2 separate regions of the Homo sapiens genome follow, and region 1 is linked to region 2. A link is a contact called in ENCODE Hi-C or POLR2A ChIA-PET data. All regions are on one chromosome and are shown on one strand. Each heading gives the region's core, a stretch centred on a gene start or an enhancer-like site at or near the end of the contact. The rest is flanking DNA. Distances are from core to core; before and after follow the strand shown. Region 1 overlaps SLC7A6 (solute carrier family 7 member 6). Region 2 holds the start of DUS2 (dihydrouridine synthase 2).

The links. Hi-C counts contacts between places; a loop is a spot of excess contacts on that map. ChIA-PET counts read pairs that join two places held with the same protein, here RNA polymerase II (POLR2A). Pooled maps may share reads with other maps.
Region 1: a pooled map shows a loop between it and region 2 (2.4-fold over the local background). The contact joins the enhancer-like site here to the promoter of DUS2 in region 2. A Hi-C loop is called at or near these places in 4 of 50 pooled maps. POLR2A ChIA-PET finds 5 or more read pairs at or near these places in 3 of 52 experiments (Panc1, T-cell and activated B cell).

What each region holds. Positions count from the first base shown.
Region 1 is chr16:68,281,582-68,288,447 of GRCh38, forward strand. SLC7A6 (solute carrier family 7 member 6) reads left to right here. Exons shown (of 11, transcript NM_003983.6): 4 at 6,165-6,290. It also overlaps the pseudogene RNU6-1262P. Among named protein-coding and RNA genes, the nearest start is that of SLC7A6, 20 kb to the left of the region's middle. RefSeq lists enhancers at 165-459, 2,641-2,780 and a silencer at 4,785-5,079. Within about 2 kb of position 2,455, at least 16 of the 41 ENCODE cell types and tissues checked have a DNase peak (open chromatin) inside an H3K27ac peak, as active enhancers do.
Region 2 is chr16:68,020,985-68,028,191 of GRCh38, forward strand. It overlaps DUS2 (dihydrouridine synthase 2), which reads left to right and starts at 2,300. Exons shown (of 17, transcript NM_017803.5): 1 at 2,300-2,367; 2 at 4,431-4,510. It overlaps DDX28 (DEAD-box helicase 28), which reads right to left and starts at 2,248. Exons shown (of 1, transcript NM_018380.4): 1 at 1-2,248. The coding sequence starts at 2,218. The coding sequence ends at 596. RefSeq lists enhancers at 949-1,699, 1,700-2,450, 2,161-2,400.

The DNA of each region.
Region 1 (6,866 bases), core at 1,205-3,704, 260 kb after region 2:
CTCAGTAAGTTTAGGGGCTCATACTCACTTGTGGGACTAATGGGGAGAAATGTTGGTTCTTGAGGTAGGTACATAGGGTCTCCTCTTTGCCTAGGTGACCAGCAGGATTCACAGTAACCCAGGTGCCCAGTATTATAAGAGTACTTGATTTGACTGCAGAAGGGTGGTGTTTCTGCCTTGGGTGTTGTCAGCCCATTTAGCTTTGTGGGCTTTGACCTCGGGATCCTCCCTCTTGTGTAGGCTTATACACATCAATGGAAAGTATTTGCTTTGAAGATTTCAACATGGAAGTAGTTCATTGCTGACACAGCGGCATCAAAGCCCAGCGCCTGCTCACAGCTGAGACTCCATTCCCCCTGAGTTTGTTTGGCAAGGGTGACAGTGAGCAGGAGGAAGAGAAGGAGGGAGACTGGGAAGGATGAGACTGGAGGGAAGAAGAAACACTGTATGATCCCTGAGTATCCATTGTTTCCATGCTTTCCTGCTCTCTTGGACCCAGGCCTGGTCAGAGTTCTCAGTAGAAAAGATACGCTCCTCATTTTGGCTAGTTGCTATGGACAGACAACTTTCTTGTTCTGAGAGTGATACGGGGCTAGGGAGGACTGGGTCTTGATCATAGTTGTTTCAAGACTCCAACCCTATATATAGTTCGAATGCTTTCATAATGGGACTAAATGTATTTGTGTAATTAAAAACAAAGACACTGGCCAGGCTCAGTGGCTCATGCCTGTAATCTCAGCAGTTTGGGAGGCCAAGGCAGGAGGATCACTTGAGCCCAGGAGTTCATGACCAGCCTGGGCAACATAGCAAGAACTCGTCTCTTAAAAAACAAAATAAAACAAAAAACCACAAAAAAACAAGGATACTTTAAAAAAAGACACATACATTACATATTTATATACATCCCAGGAGGTAGCCACTGATTCTGGGATCCCCATTTGGAAGGGTTTACCTCCCCTGGAGTGTTGGAGAGCATTTCACTCCTGAATGTCTTGTAGTTGTCCCCTCCCTACCCTGCCTTTCTTCCTTTCTTCCTTCCACATTTTTTTTTTTTTAGATGGAGTCTCACTCTGTTGCCCAGGCTGGAGTCCAGTGGCGTGATCTTGGCTCATTGCAACCTCTGCCTCCCGGGTTCAAGTGATTCTCCTGCCTCGGCCTGCTGATTAGCTGGGACTACAGGCATACGCCACTATGCCCAGCTAATTATTTTGTATTTTTAGTAGAGACGGGGTTTCACCATACTGGCCAGGCTAGTCTCAAACCCTTGACCTTGTGATTTGCCCGCCTCGGCCTCCCAAAGTGCTGGCATTACAGGTGTGAGCCACTGCGCCCGGCCTTTCTTCCACATTTTTGTTGTTATTTTTTGTTTACGGTTGCACTCCTTTGTCCTTGAATGCCCCTTTATAACATTCAGCCTGTCTGGGAGGAATTGGAAGGTTTCCCTCCGCTCTCTGTTGCCTGTGGGAAAAGAGAGTTGTGACTACTGTCAGCGTAGCTGGGAGTACAGCTTCAGATTGCCAGGCAATCTCCTCATCAGAAAGAGAGTATGAAAGGCACAGTTCTGCGAGAGGGTGCATATGTTATTCACTATTAACTTGGGTTTCAGACAACAGAAAACCTTTAGCAGCATGGCTCAAACATGTTGATGTTTGTTTCTCTCACATGTTAAAAGGAGGCAGTGTGGTTTGGATGACTTCAGTTCTTCAGGGAGCCAGGTTTATTCCTTCTGTCTTCCTGCCATCCTCAGCCTGTGACTTCTAGCTGGTGGTCCAGGATGGTTATTGAAGCTCTAGCTGTCATGTCTGCACTGTAACTGACAAGAAGGACAAAGACACTGCCTCCCCCATTTAAAGACACTTTCTGAGGTCTTATATGAAATATTTGCATACATCCCGGGAGAAAACCTGGTTGCACAGCCGTACCTACCTGCAGGAGAGGCTGGGCAATGTCAGCTTTATTTTGGACAGCCATGCCTTCAGCTAAAATTTCTATTACGAATGAAAAAGGGAAGAACAGATAGAGGAAGATAACTAGCCATGTCTGCCACAGAGACTTTGGGGATTTGTTTCTGCTTTGGCTTTCAGTTTGGATCTGCCATTTGAGTACTCCTTTCTCAGCAATAAGCTCCCAGAGAGCCTTGAAGACCCTCACGTGGGTCCCACGCTCCTTGGTGCAGGCTTGTCCAGCAAGGAAATGAGATCAGGAGAAGAGGGAAGGCTTGGATGTTTTAATTGTGGTAGCTGAATCTTAGCATCTGGCTTTAAGGCCCAGTTGTTGACTTTGTTTGAACTCTGATAGTTTATGGTAAGCTAGGGGGGCTGGGAGTTCTGGGAAGCAATAGAGGAGTAAGGATCAGATGGTGAAATTTTGTTTCTTAATTAGAATCAGGAGAACAGTCAAGGGACTTGGCTTCTGCTTGACAGACTGTTCTAGGAGCTCTCTGTTCTCTGGCAGGGCTGATAGTAGGGTGAGGCAAACGAGGTGCCTGGGGTCAGCGTTGAAGGGCGTACTCACTCTCAGGTTCCGGCATGTGGTCCCCTGAGAGTGAGTGCCTCCTTAAATTTTGTGCCCTAGGTGCCTCCTAGCTTCACACTACCCTGGCTCTGCCTTCTGGTGCTACATTGTTGCTAATGAACCATTTTTATTTTTAAACAAATTCTTTTAAAAATTTTCAGGGGCCATGCTAATCTTCTTTGCGTCGTTCCAATTTTAGTATATGTGCTGCTGAAGTGAGCACGAACTATTTTTATTTTTATCTAGAAAGAGGCGTATGTTCACGGTAAACCATGGTAAACCACAGAGTGGAAAAAGTCTCCTTCCCTCTCCACAGCTTTAGTCTTTCTCCCCAGAGGAGCCACTCTGACCAGGTGCTTTTGTATCCTTCCAGCTGGTCTATTGGAATGGACTCTGCAGGCATTTCCACAAGCAGCCTTCTTTATTCATTAGTTTAGCACATAGTTGAATTTCCACTGTGTGTAATATTTACCTGTGCACAGAGAGGACCAAACCTGTAGGACATTTATGGCAGGATAGAAGGAAGGAGAAGGATCAGAAGTGAGACCCAGTGCCAGTTAGTGGGTCTGAGGAGTGTATCAGCTTCTCTTCCCCTTGGAGCTGCAAACCAGAAGCACAGTTAGCACTGCCAGGATATTGTCAGACAGTCTCTTTCTCCATGTTTATTTCCACCTTTTTGTGTTTCTCTCCTTTTATCCTCTTCTGTCTCTGCCTCCTTGTCTCTTATCTCTCACCCCTCTGTCTCTTCTGTGTATTTTCTCGTCTTTTTTTTTTTTTTTTTTAGAGACAAGTTCTCACTCTGTTGCCCTGGCTGGAGTGCAGTGACTATTCACAGATGCTATTACAGTGCACTATAGGCCCGGACTCCTGGGTTCGGCAGTTCTCCCACCTCAGCCTCCCACACAGTTGGGACTCCAGGTGTGCACCGCTGCCCCGGCCCCCTGTCTGTCTTTTTGTCTAAGCTGCATGCCCTCCCACTTCTGCTTCTTTTTGTGTTCTGCTTCCTTCCTCTATTTACTTATGGTTTCTGTCCCTTTGTTACTAAGGGCTTGTATGTGACTTTCACTTGCTGTAGCTCCTGACCCTTCTGCCCATTACTGTTAGATTCAGTTTCTTGGTATTCCAACTCTGTGTTTCTGGGAGAGGCAATGTAACAGGCTCAACTTGGGTCCAGTGTCTGGCTCCATCAGTCATGATAGGGAAGGGGGAGCAATTCCCAAGAAGGAGCTGGGCAGGTACTTCAAAACATGGCTACTGTACTGTGTAGGGGCCTATGGATTACTGGTACCTATTAACTAGGTAATCCTTATGTTAGCTGATTGAGGCTTAACCCCATACAGGTAGCTTTGATCATCAGGGTAGGTCCCTGGGAAGACCTGCCAGCAGCATGCATTTCTTTGGGCTGCTTCTCCCCTCCCATTTGACCACTGTCCCCCTACTCCCACATCATGATTGACTAGTAAGCACCTGTGTTACTGGCCAGTGTACTGAGTGAAAGCTCTTTGAAGCCATTGAGCCTGGCACCTGCCACCTGTGTTCATTTTCACAGGCTGGCCATAGGCACTTCTCTCCATTTGAATGGAAGAATATCCAACTTTCTGACAATTTGCCTTGCTCCAGGGAATTGGAAGTTAGAGTGAAAATCTTACCACCTTGGTTCCAACCAGGGTTTATCAGTGCCCCTCTTTGCTTGGTGATGAGCTTAAGAAAACAACGTGGCCAGGCATAGTGGCTCATGCCTGTAATCCTAATATGGGAGGCTGAGGCAGGAGGATTGCTTGAGCCCAGGAGTTCCAGACCAGCCTGGACAATACAGCAAGACCCCTGTCTCTACAAAATAATTTTTTTTTAATTAGCTGGGTGTGGTGGTGTGCACCTGTGGTCCCAGCTAATAGGAGGTTGAGGTGGGAAGATCACTTGAGCCCTGGACATCGAGGCTGCAGTGAGCTGTGATCGCACCCACTCCAGCCTGGGTGACAGAGCAAGACCCTGTCTCAAAAAAAAAAAAAAAAAAAAAAAGAAGGAAAGAAGGAAAATAAAATGATATACTGCTGTTACCTTCTGAGAATTTGTGATCTTGGGAGAAGCATGACCCAATCACCTGAGGGAGAGACTTGAGACAGGTGTCTACATGATGATAGCATAGACACTAACCTGTGCTAAGAAGCAGGAATGCCATGTGGTTCAGGAGAGAAAGAGCTCAGAGAGGGGTGGGGTGGTGTATTCAGAGAAGGTTTTACAGAGGAAGAGGAAGTGGGGGCTGAACTAGACCTTGACTGGGAGTTGCTGTTGGCTATGGCAGGAAGAGGAGGGGAGGACATTTCTTTTTATGTGTGTGTACGGTACGAGTAAGAGAGAGAGTCTGGCTGAAGGAGAGAGTGCAAAGTGGGTAGGAGTAAGTGGAGTTGGCCTAGAGGATGGGCCCAAAAGATTTTGTAGTAAGATTTGAGGTGCACATAAAAGTTCTGTTTTTGTATGCTAGAGGCAGTACTCACAGATGTCACTGCGTTCCTTCCTGCTGGATATTGCTCTTATGTCGTCCCCATGGATCAGTCATTGTTTAGCAGGAGCAAAGTGCCGGGGCTCTCAGCACAGGGCCCAGATGTCACTGAAGTGTGTGAGGAGCTAGAACTTAAAGCCACGTGAGCCTAGGGAGTACTCGAGTGGGTGCGCTTCTCCATGGACTTCATTGAGAATTGGGAGGTATGGGTAGGAATGAGGGTGGAAGCGATCAGTGGGCTTGGGAATGTGAACTTAGAAATGGTAGTTAGCTTCTCTCACCTCAGTTTCCTCATCCATAAAATGGGAATAGGAATATCTGTATTTTGGAGTCGTGAGAATTGATGGAGAGGTGTATGTGAAATTGTCAGGCATATAACAGACTTTTCTTTTTCTCCTTTTTTTTTTTTTTTTGAGACGAGGTCTTACTCTGTCATCAGGCTGGAGTGCACGGCTCACTGCTGCCTCAACCTCCTAGGCTCAAGCGACCCTCCCTCCTCAGCCTCCTGAGTAGCTGGGACTACAGGTGTGCACCACCACGCCCAGCTAATTTTTGTATTTTTTGTAGGGACAGGGTTTCTCCATGTTGCCCAGGCTGGTCTCTAACTCCTGGGCTCACATGATCCATCTGCCTCAGTTTCCCAAAGTGCTGGGATTACAGGTGTGAGCCACTGCACCTGGCCTCATTTTTACACTTAATGCAAAACACTGTCTCTCTAATTTCTTAGGTAACCTGCCATCTGCATTCAAATTTACCTCACTTACTGATGAGTTTCTTTTGGCCATGAAGAGGTCTTGTGTCTCCTGTGGTTTGGAACCTTGGGAGTCTGGGTGGGAAAGAGTAGGTGAAATCACCCATCCCTGGGCCTGGGGGGAATTCCCAGAAATGGTGCTAGCCATCAGGATGTATAAGTATGTGTTCACGCATGCCTTCATATCCTTGAGCACCAGTAGTGATGGAAGTGCCTGTGTGCTGTCAGCTGGGGCGGGTGCAGGGTGTCCCCTCGCTTGCCAGTTCGCCTTGTTCTGACTGGTCCATTGGCCCCTTTGCCTTAGGCAGGAAGGGCAGAAAGAGTGCTCTCTGTAAAGAGGGGTTGGGCCCCTGTGCCCTCAACTCAAGCCTGCCAGTGACTTTGTGGTTTTCCTCCTAGGTCTGCTGACATTTGTGAACTGTGCCTATGTCAAGTGGGGCACACGTGTGCAGGACACGTTCACTTACGCCAAGGTCGTAGCGCTCATTGCCATCATTGTCATGGGCCTTGTTAAACTGTGCCAGGGTAAGTGGTGGGAAGGGGGGTACCACCAACAGTTCCTCTGGATTCCCTGAGGAGAACATGGCGACTCTGTTAGCTTCACTGCTCGGCTGTTTCTATGTACATGCTAGCATGTGTCAGTGAGTGCAAGAGATGGGAGTAGATTTCTTTCTGGGCTTTTTGGGCCAGGCTGGCTTGGCCAAGTGGACATGAGTCAGCCTGTCCCTCAGGGCTGGTTTCCTTTGGTGGAGGCTGGGAGCATTGCAGGAAGCCAGCCAAGGGCCTAGGAGCTCCTGAAGCTTGGGTCATGATTGGGTCATAAAAGTAATCTGTGGGGATAGAGTGGCTCCTGTTTGTGGTCTGTGACTGCCAAGCTACAAGTAGGAAGACTGGGCCCTCCTTGAGACAGGTGGCAGGGTATATGGAGCTGGAAGTGGGGTATGGAAATGGGTGGTTATTTTGCAGCCTTTACTTTTCATCTGGACTTGTATTCAGCAATCCCTCCCCAAGTCAGCTCTCAGAAAAATATTAAAATATTGTGAAATTGGCAGTGTCTTTCCTAAATGTTGGCTTTAGAAAGCTTTTCATTCCTGGATCAGA
Region 2 (7,207 bases), core at 1,050-3,549:
AGAACCTGAAAATGTACAAGCAAAACTTCTGTGTTCGTCTACCCTTTACTTTTCTGCCAGTACCTTCCAGAGATTTCGCCAAGACGCCCGTTTGTCTTGGGCATTGTTAGAGAGTAACTCTGTCTACTGCTAGTCACATTTCCTTTCCTTTCCTTTCCCTGGGGGCTTAATGGATACCTTTTTGGGGGCAGGAAATACAAACTAAATGTTTATAAATGAAAACATCAACTGAAAGAGCCTTTGTCCTAGATGTGGAGGTTTGGTGTATGAATCCTCAGAAACTACTGAATTCCGCCCCGGTGCTAATTATTCTTAGGGGAGGCACATAAAAACATCATTTATTGTTAGAAATCATGACATGATACAAAGTCAAAATCCACTTGTGTCTTGCTAAAGACTACAGAAAGCCATGCTCAGCAGCTTCTTCTCCAATGCTGGCCAGCAGCGTACCTTTCCAAGTCACAAAGCAGTTCATCCCGCCCTCAAGGAGCCGACAGGGCAGCCCAGAGCCTCCCACTGACAAGTGTGGTCACCCACTCAAGATACTGGGAAAGATCCCTGTTCTAGCATCACATTTTAATCAGATTTGTCAAAATCAGGTTGCTTGGGGCAAAGGCTCTTTCACCGAGGATGCTAGTCCTGGAAGACTTCTCCTTCGGCGAGCCGCCAGCTCAATCTTCTGAACCAGGCTCACATCCCAGGGATGGGTCACAAAACTGATGACGGTGCCTGGCACCTCGCTCCCCACACGGCCCACTCTCCCTGCTCTGTGGATGTAATCTTGCAGCGTTGGGGGGAAATCATAATTGACAACCAGCTCCACACCAGTGCTGTCCAGGCCCCGAGAGGCTATGTCTGTGCAGAGAAGTATGTCTCGGGAGCTCTTCTGGAAGGACTGGAAGATTCCTACCCTCATCAAGGCTGGCATTTGCCCCTGCAACCTTAGGTGTTGGATTTTGTGGTCATCCAGAATATATCCCAGCCAGTTCACAGTGCTGGAGCTATTACAGAACACCAGAACAGTTCCTGAGGGACCAGTCCTTTCTGCTCTGTCACGATGCTTGAGGATGTGCACCAGCTCGGCCACCTTATCTGCTCCCTTCAGTCTCAGAAATGTCTGTTTCACATGAGGCATGATACAGTGGAGCTTGGAGCTGGTGATGGTGGTGACAGCATCTGGGCTGGCGACTTTATTCAGCAACTGGCCTACACCTTCGGGAAATGTGGCTCCTACCAGCACTAACTGAGCTTTGGGATTGAAGGGGTCTTCCAAGTCAGCTGGGCCTTCTGCTATGTGGCTCTTCTCTAAGATGTAGTCCACCAGTTCCAGGAAGCTTTCATCCAGCAGTGTGTCTGCCTCATCCAACACCAAGAAGGAGAGTTGCTCCAGACTGATCAGTCGACTTTTCAGGGCCTTCCACAGAGCCCCTGGAGTGGCCACAAGCACATCTGCTGAAGGCTGTCTGGACAGCTGCAGCCTGATCCTACGCATGCCGTGGCCTCCCTCCAGGTCCCGCACCAGCAGGCCCAAGGAGCGGCCCAAGGGTTGGGCCACAGCCCGCACCTGTTGGGCCAATTCTCGGGAAGGAACAAGGACCAGGCCTCGGGGCGCGGGGATAGGAAGGGAGTCCAGGCTTGGCTGGCCCAAGAGCCGTTGAAGCAGCGGCAGGAGGTAGCTGAGAGTCTTGCCACTGCCGGTTTCTGCGGCGCAAACGACATGGCGGCCGCGAAGTAGTGAGGGGATGGTGCTAGACTGCACGGTTGTGGGCTGAACGACTTCAGGCGCAGCCTCCTGTAGTGCGTGCAGCACACGGGGCTCCAGGCCCAGGTCAGCAAAGCTGCCCTTAGACGAGAGCTTTCGCACCGCTGGCGCCTCCTGTTGCGCGCGCTCGATGGAGAAGTGGTCCCGACGCGCGCGTCGACTCTTCCAGCCTTGAGAGGCTAGCGGCGCGCGCTCCCAACGGCCCAGTGTGAGGCGCGCCGGCTGGTTCAACTCCGGCCGCCGCGCCGAAACCAGCAGCGGTCCGGGTCGAACCAGCACCGGCCTCGGGAGGTTCCGCCGCCTGCTCTGCCGCTGTTCCAACTGCCGCTGTAGAGCCACTGGGATGCGCACCACCGGCAGGGGTTCGTCGGGACTGCGGACCGTGAGGCCCCGTCGCGGCGCCAGGAGCAACCGAGTCACGAGGGAAAAGAGCCGCACCGGCCGCGTTAGAGCCATGTTTCCCTTAGTGCGGGAGAAGCGCACATCAGTGACGTCACGGACGCGCCGCGACCTCGCGTACGGTGGCTGGCGAGGCTCAGTACGGTGTGTGGAGCTGGAGCACCGTGAGGAAGAAGCGAGGTTCTTTTTAAGAGTTCAGCTGCGAGGTCTGTAGCTCCGAATAGGGGATGGCGACATCCAGACCCGGCCAGCCTTGGGGAAGGGCGCGTCGTGGAGGCAGGACTGGAGGCTGGCGATACGAGGCGGCAGTGGGGCCTTGACCCAATGGACCATGAGGGCGGAGGGCTTCTGGCGATTGGTTACCTGGTTCCTGGGATTCTCTTTAGTTGTTCCTCATTGCCCTGAGATAGCTTGTCCCGTGCTGGTATCCGAGGTTGCAGCTGTTTTCCCAGATGTGTTCCCTGCGCAGGGTCTGGTAATCCGTGTTTATTGAGAGTTTGAATGAATGATCAGGCCTAGGGGCCGAGACAGGGGTCTGAAGTCATAGATCTGGGCTCAACCCCTCACCCTCTCTGTCTGTGAGCCCAGAGTGCAAGCTGATGGCTTTCAGCTTCTTCTCTCTCTCAAGTGGGAGATAAGGTCTTCAGGTTTTATTTCAAGTTGGGTCATCTTTTCTTCACAGTTATTTTCCTTCCTTTTAAGCCAAGGTTCACTCTCTACTCCCTCGTCACGCGTCCCAACTTCTCATCCAGAACCCACCCCTCTTGCAGCCCGCTCAGCTCCACTGGCTTCCCCGTCAGAAACCTGAATTACCTAAAATAGTAGTAAGAAGGGTGCTGCGACCCTACAAAGTGATCAAGTACGTGGCTTATCATGTAGCCCTGGTCAGGCAGAATATTTTACCTGAATTCAGATATTCGGGTTGTAAAAACAAGAACTATACGAGTCACTTTTTTTTTTTTTTTTTCTGAGACACAGTCTCGTTCTGTCACCCAGGCTGGAGTGCAGTGGCGCAATCTCGGCTCACTGCAACCTCCACCTCCTGGGTTCAGGTGATTCTCCTGCCTCTGCCTCCCAAGTAGCTGAGACTACAGCCGTACACCACCCACGCCCGGCTAATTTTTTCTGTTTTTAGTAGAGACAGGGTTTCACTATGTAGGCCTGGCTGGTCTCGAACTCCTGGCCTCAAGCGATCTTCCCACCTCGGCCTCCCAAAGTGATGGGATTATAAGCGTGAGCCACCATGCCCAACAGATACTTCTTGAACAGATCTGGAAAATGGGTGTCAGATCTTTTCTGTAATTTGCAGTGCCTGGGGTGGGAGATAAGGTAAATATTTATGGATTAACTCTCTGGGAGGTTCGTAACATCTGGAGAAAACGTTTTAGTTTCATCAAATACCAATGAAAAGATAAAAACTTTGCTTTTTTTGGAATAGTATGAGGAAAAACTTTCACAATTTTAAGTACACTCTACCCTTGTGCTACACAATTAGACTTTCTGGAGAGTTACCAGATAAATCAGAGGAAGAGAGGCTTTTTTTCTCCACAAGAAAATATCTGGAAGTAGGAAGAGAAAGTTTTGAGTAGTGATGGGTGAATGAACAGTCATTGGATAGGGTAGTGGTTCTAAAACAAGGGTGATTTTGCCCTTTCCCTCCCACCATATTTGACAATGGCTGGATACTTTTTTTTTTTTTTTTTTTATAGACAGTCTCACTGTGTTGCCCAGGCTGGAGTACAGTGGTGCGATGTCAGCTCACTGCAGTCTCTGCCTTCTGGGTTCAAGGGATTCTCCTGCATCAGCCATCTGAGTAGCTGGGATTAGAGGTGTGCGCTACCACTCCCAGCTAATTTTTGTATTTTTAATAGAGACAGGGTTTCACTACGTTGGGCAGGCTGGTCTCAAACTCCTGACCTCATGATTTGCCCACCTTGGTCTCCCAAAGTGCTGAGATTACAGGTGTGAGCCGCTGTGCCCGGCCCAATTCTATGCTACTTTTATGATTCTTTCCAAACTCAGGGCTTCTCCTTATCCAAATAGTTCCTTGGGGCCAGGCTCATGCCTGTAATCCCAGCTACTCGGGAGGCTGAGGCAGGATAATCGTTTGAACCCGGGAGGCGGAGGTTGTTGCAGTGAGCCGAGATCGCACCATTGCACTCCAGCCTGGGCGACAGGGCGAGACTCTGTCTCAAAAAAAAAAAAAAAAGGTCCCTTGGATGTTTGTCCCAACAGGTTTCATCCATTTCCATGTGCCACTGTTTTTCAGATATCAAACAAAGAATTACTCTGTACAAAGCCAGAACACATATATCAAAGTAATCCTGAAGTATCAGAACAAAATAATAGGTATGTATATGCATTTGGGTTTTTGGGTTTTGTTCAAATATCCAGGGTAGGGTAGCTGGTTAATATATAGTTGTTTTCTCATTATGCTTGAGTCCTTACAATATGATTACCTCAAAATTTCACAGGAGTTAGAGCTTGCCTAAGCCTGTCTGTGTCCGTGGCCACTAATTTCTTCTTGTCACATCACTAGACACTGCCTACCTTTTTTCCCCCTCACTCACAGAGGACATTGATTAACTTCTAAATGTTTTCTGAGATATTTTTATAAGTAGTGCTTTAGAAATAGGAAAGGTATCCTTATTGTGAAAAAAAATCTAAGCTCCTGAGATCAGGAGCTTGGTGTGTTCCTTGGATCTCAGTTAATAATGGTATATTCATTCATTCATTCAATCATTCATTCAACAAATACTTCCTGAGCACCACGCATGTGCCAGGCATTGGTAGTGAGGAAAACAGCCAAAATCCCTGCCCTTGTGGAGTTTACATTCTGATTTAATTGATTTGGGTTAAGGCCTAGACAAGGTCTTGCTCTGTCACCCAGGCTAGACTTCAGTGGTGCCATCTCGACTCACTGTAACCTCTGCCTCCCAGGTTCAAGTGATTCTTCTGCCTCAGCCACCCCAGTAGGTGGGATTACAGGCACGTGCTACCAAACCCGGCTAATTTCTGTATTTTTAGTAGAGATGAGGTTTTGCCATTTTGACCAGGCTGATCTCGAACTCCTGACCTCAGTTGATCTGCCTGCCTTGGCCTCCCGAAGTGCTGGGATTACAGATGTGAGCCATTGTGCCCAGCCGAGAAATTGGTATTTTTAGAAACCTCTCCAGATGTAACTAGGCTTGAGAATCACAGTTATAAATGAAGCACTTTGGGAATTGCAAAGCATTACAGCAATAAAAAGTGCTATTGGTATTACTTTATTGTTCCTCCATTTTCCCACCTGTAGCAGGGCTGTGCGCAGGTAATCATATTTTCAGTCATTATCACTATAGTATTCCTGGACCCTTTGACCTTCCTTCTCATCCAGCTCCCTACCTGCTCTTTGTTTTTTACCCTCTGGTCTACCTTCTGTTTCCCGAGTGATGTTATTAAAGCACAGCTAGGCCTGGTGTGGTGGCTCACGCCTGTAATCCCAGCACTTTGAGAGGCCAAGGCGGGCAGATCACGAGGTCAGGAGTTCAAGACCAGTCTGGCAAACGTGGTGAAACCCTTTCTTTACAAAAATACAAAAATTAGCTGAGCATGGTGGCAGGCACCTGTAATCCCAGCTACTCGGGAGGCTGAAGTGGAAGAATTGCTTGAACCCGGGAGGCGGAGGTTGCAGTGACCTGAGATTGTGCCATTGCATTCCAGACTGGGTGATAGAGCAAGAGTCTATCTGAAAAAAAAAAAAAAAAAAAAAGCACAGCTATGGCCATGTTACCCTTTGACTCAAAAGCCATTCATGAATCCTTGTTGCCTGCAGATTATTTCCTAATCAGTATCCAGAATTGGGCTCAACCTCTTCTGTTGCTTTCTTATGTGAATCTTGTTCACTCAAGTGATGGCTCCATGCAAGTTGGCCAAAGGGCTTGTAGTCCTTTACTGGGTAAGCCAGAGATTGGAGTAGTCATTCGTCTCCTCTAAAACCAAACTTGAGTGATAACAAAGCACTTTAAATGCACTTTGGCTGGGATAGAGTTCTTCTGTGACTGAAGCATGGAGTGGATCATAGCTCTTGTTGCACTTGGTCCATTAACTTCTTGTTTTTTTTTTTTTTTGGAGATGGAGTTTTGCTCTTGTTGCCCAGGCTAGAGTGCAGTGGCATGATCTCAGCTTACTGTGACCTCCGCCTCCCGGGTTCAAGTGATTCTCTTGCCTCAGCCTCCCAAGTAGCTGGGATTACAGGCATGCGCCACCACACCCGGCTAATTTTGTATTTTTAGTAGAGACGTGGTTTCTCCATGTTGGTCAGGCTGGTCTGGTCTCAAACTCCCGACTTTAGGTAATCCGCCTGCCTTGGCCTCCCAAAGTGCTGGGATTACAGGCGTGAGCCACCTCACCCGGCTGCCATTAACTTCTTTTTACAGCAAACACTAAGCATCTACCATATGCCAGATTGTATGCTCTCTGATGAGGATCTGGTGATGAACAAGCCACAGTGCCTATTTTCACCTTACAGTGAAGAAGGCATATTGACAGATAGTTGCTCTTCTATTAATAGTTGCCAGGATAGCTCCATGCCAGGACAGGAATGAGCTCAGAGATGCCTTTACCCTGTTTTGGGAGATGTTGGTCAGAGAAGGCTTCCAGGAGGAGGTGATGAGGTTCTAAAAGTCTACAGGGAGTCAGCCAGGTGGAAGAATAGGGACGTGGCCCCTGGGCAGGGACAGCTTGTTCAGAGATCCCATACTGAGAGAGAGCAGGCCAGGCTGGGGAACTAGAAATATTTAAGAATAGCTGAAGCTTAGCATGGGGGAGTTCTGAGGGCAGGAGGCAGGTGATGAAAGAGGCTTCTATGGAAGGTGGAGACCAGACCTTATATTTACTGTGTTAAAGAGTGTAGACTTAATTTTACAGGCAGTAGGGAAGGCGTCCAGAAATGGAACTATCATGTTTTGCGTATCATATCTTTGCGTTTGGAAAGAGCCCTTTGGCTGGAAGGAGCATGGATTGGAAGTGATAAGCCTGGAGGCAGAGAGACTGGTTTGGAGACTG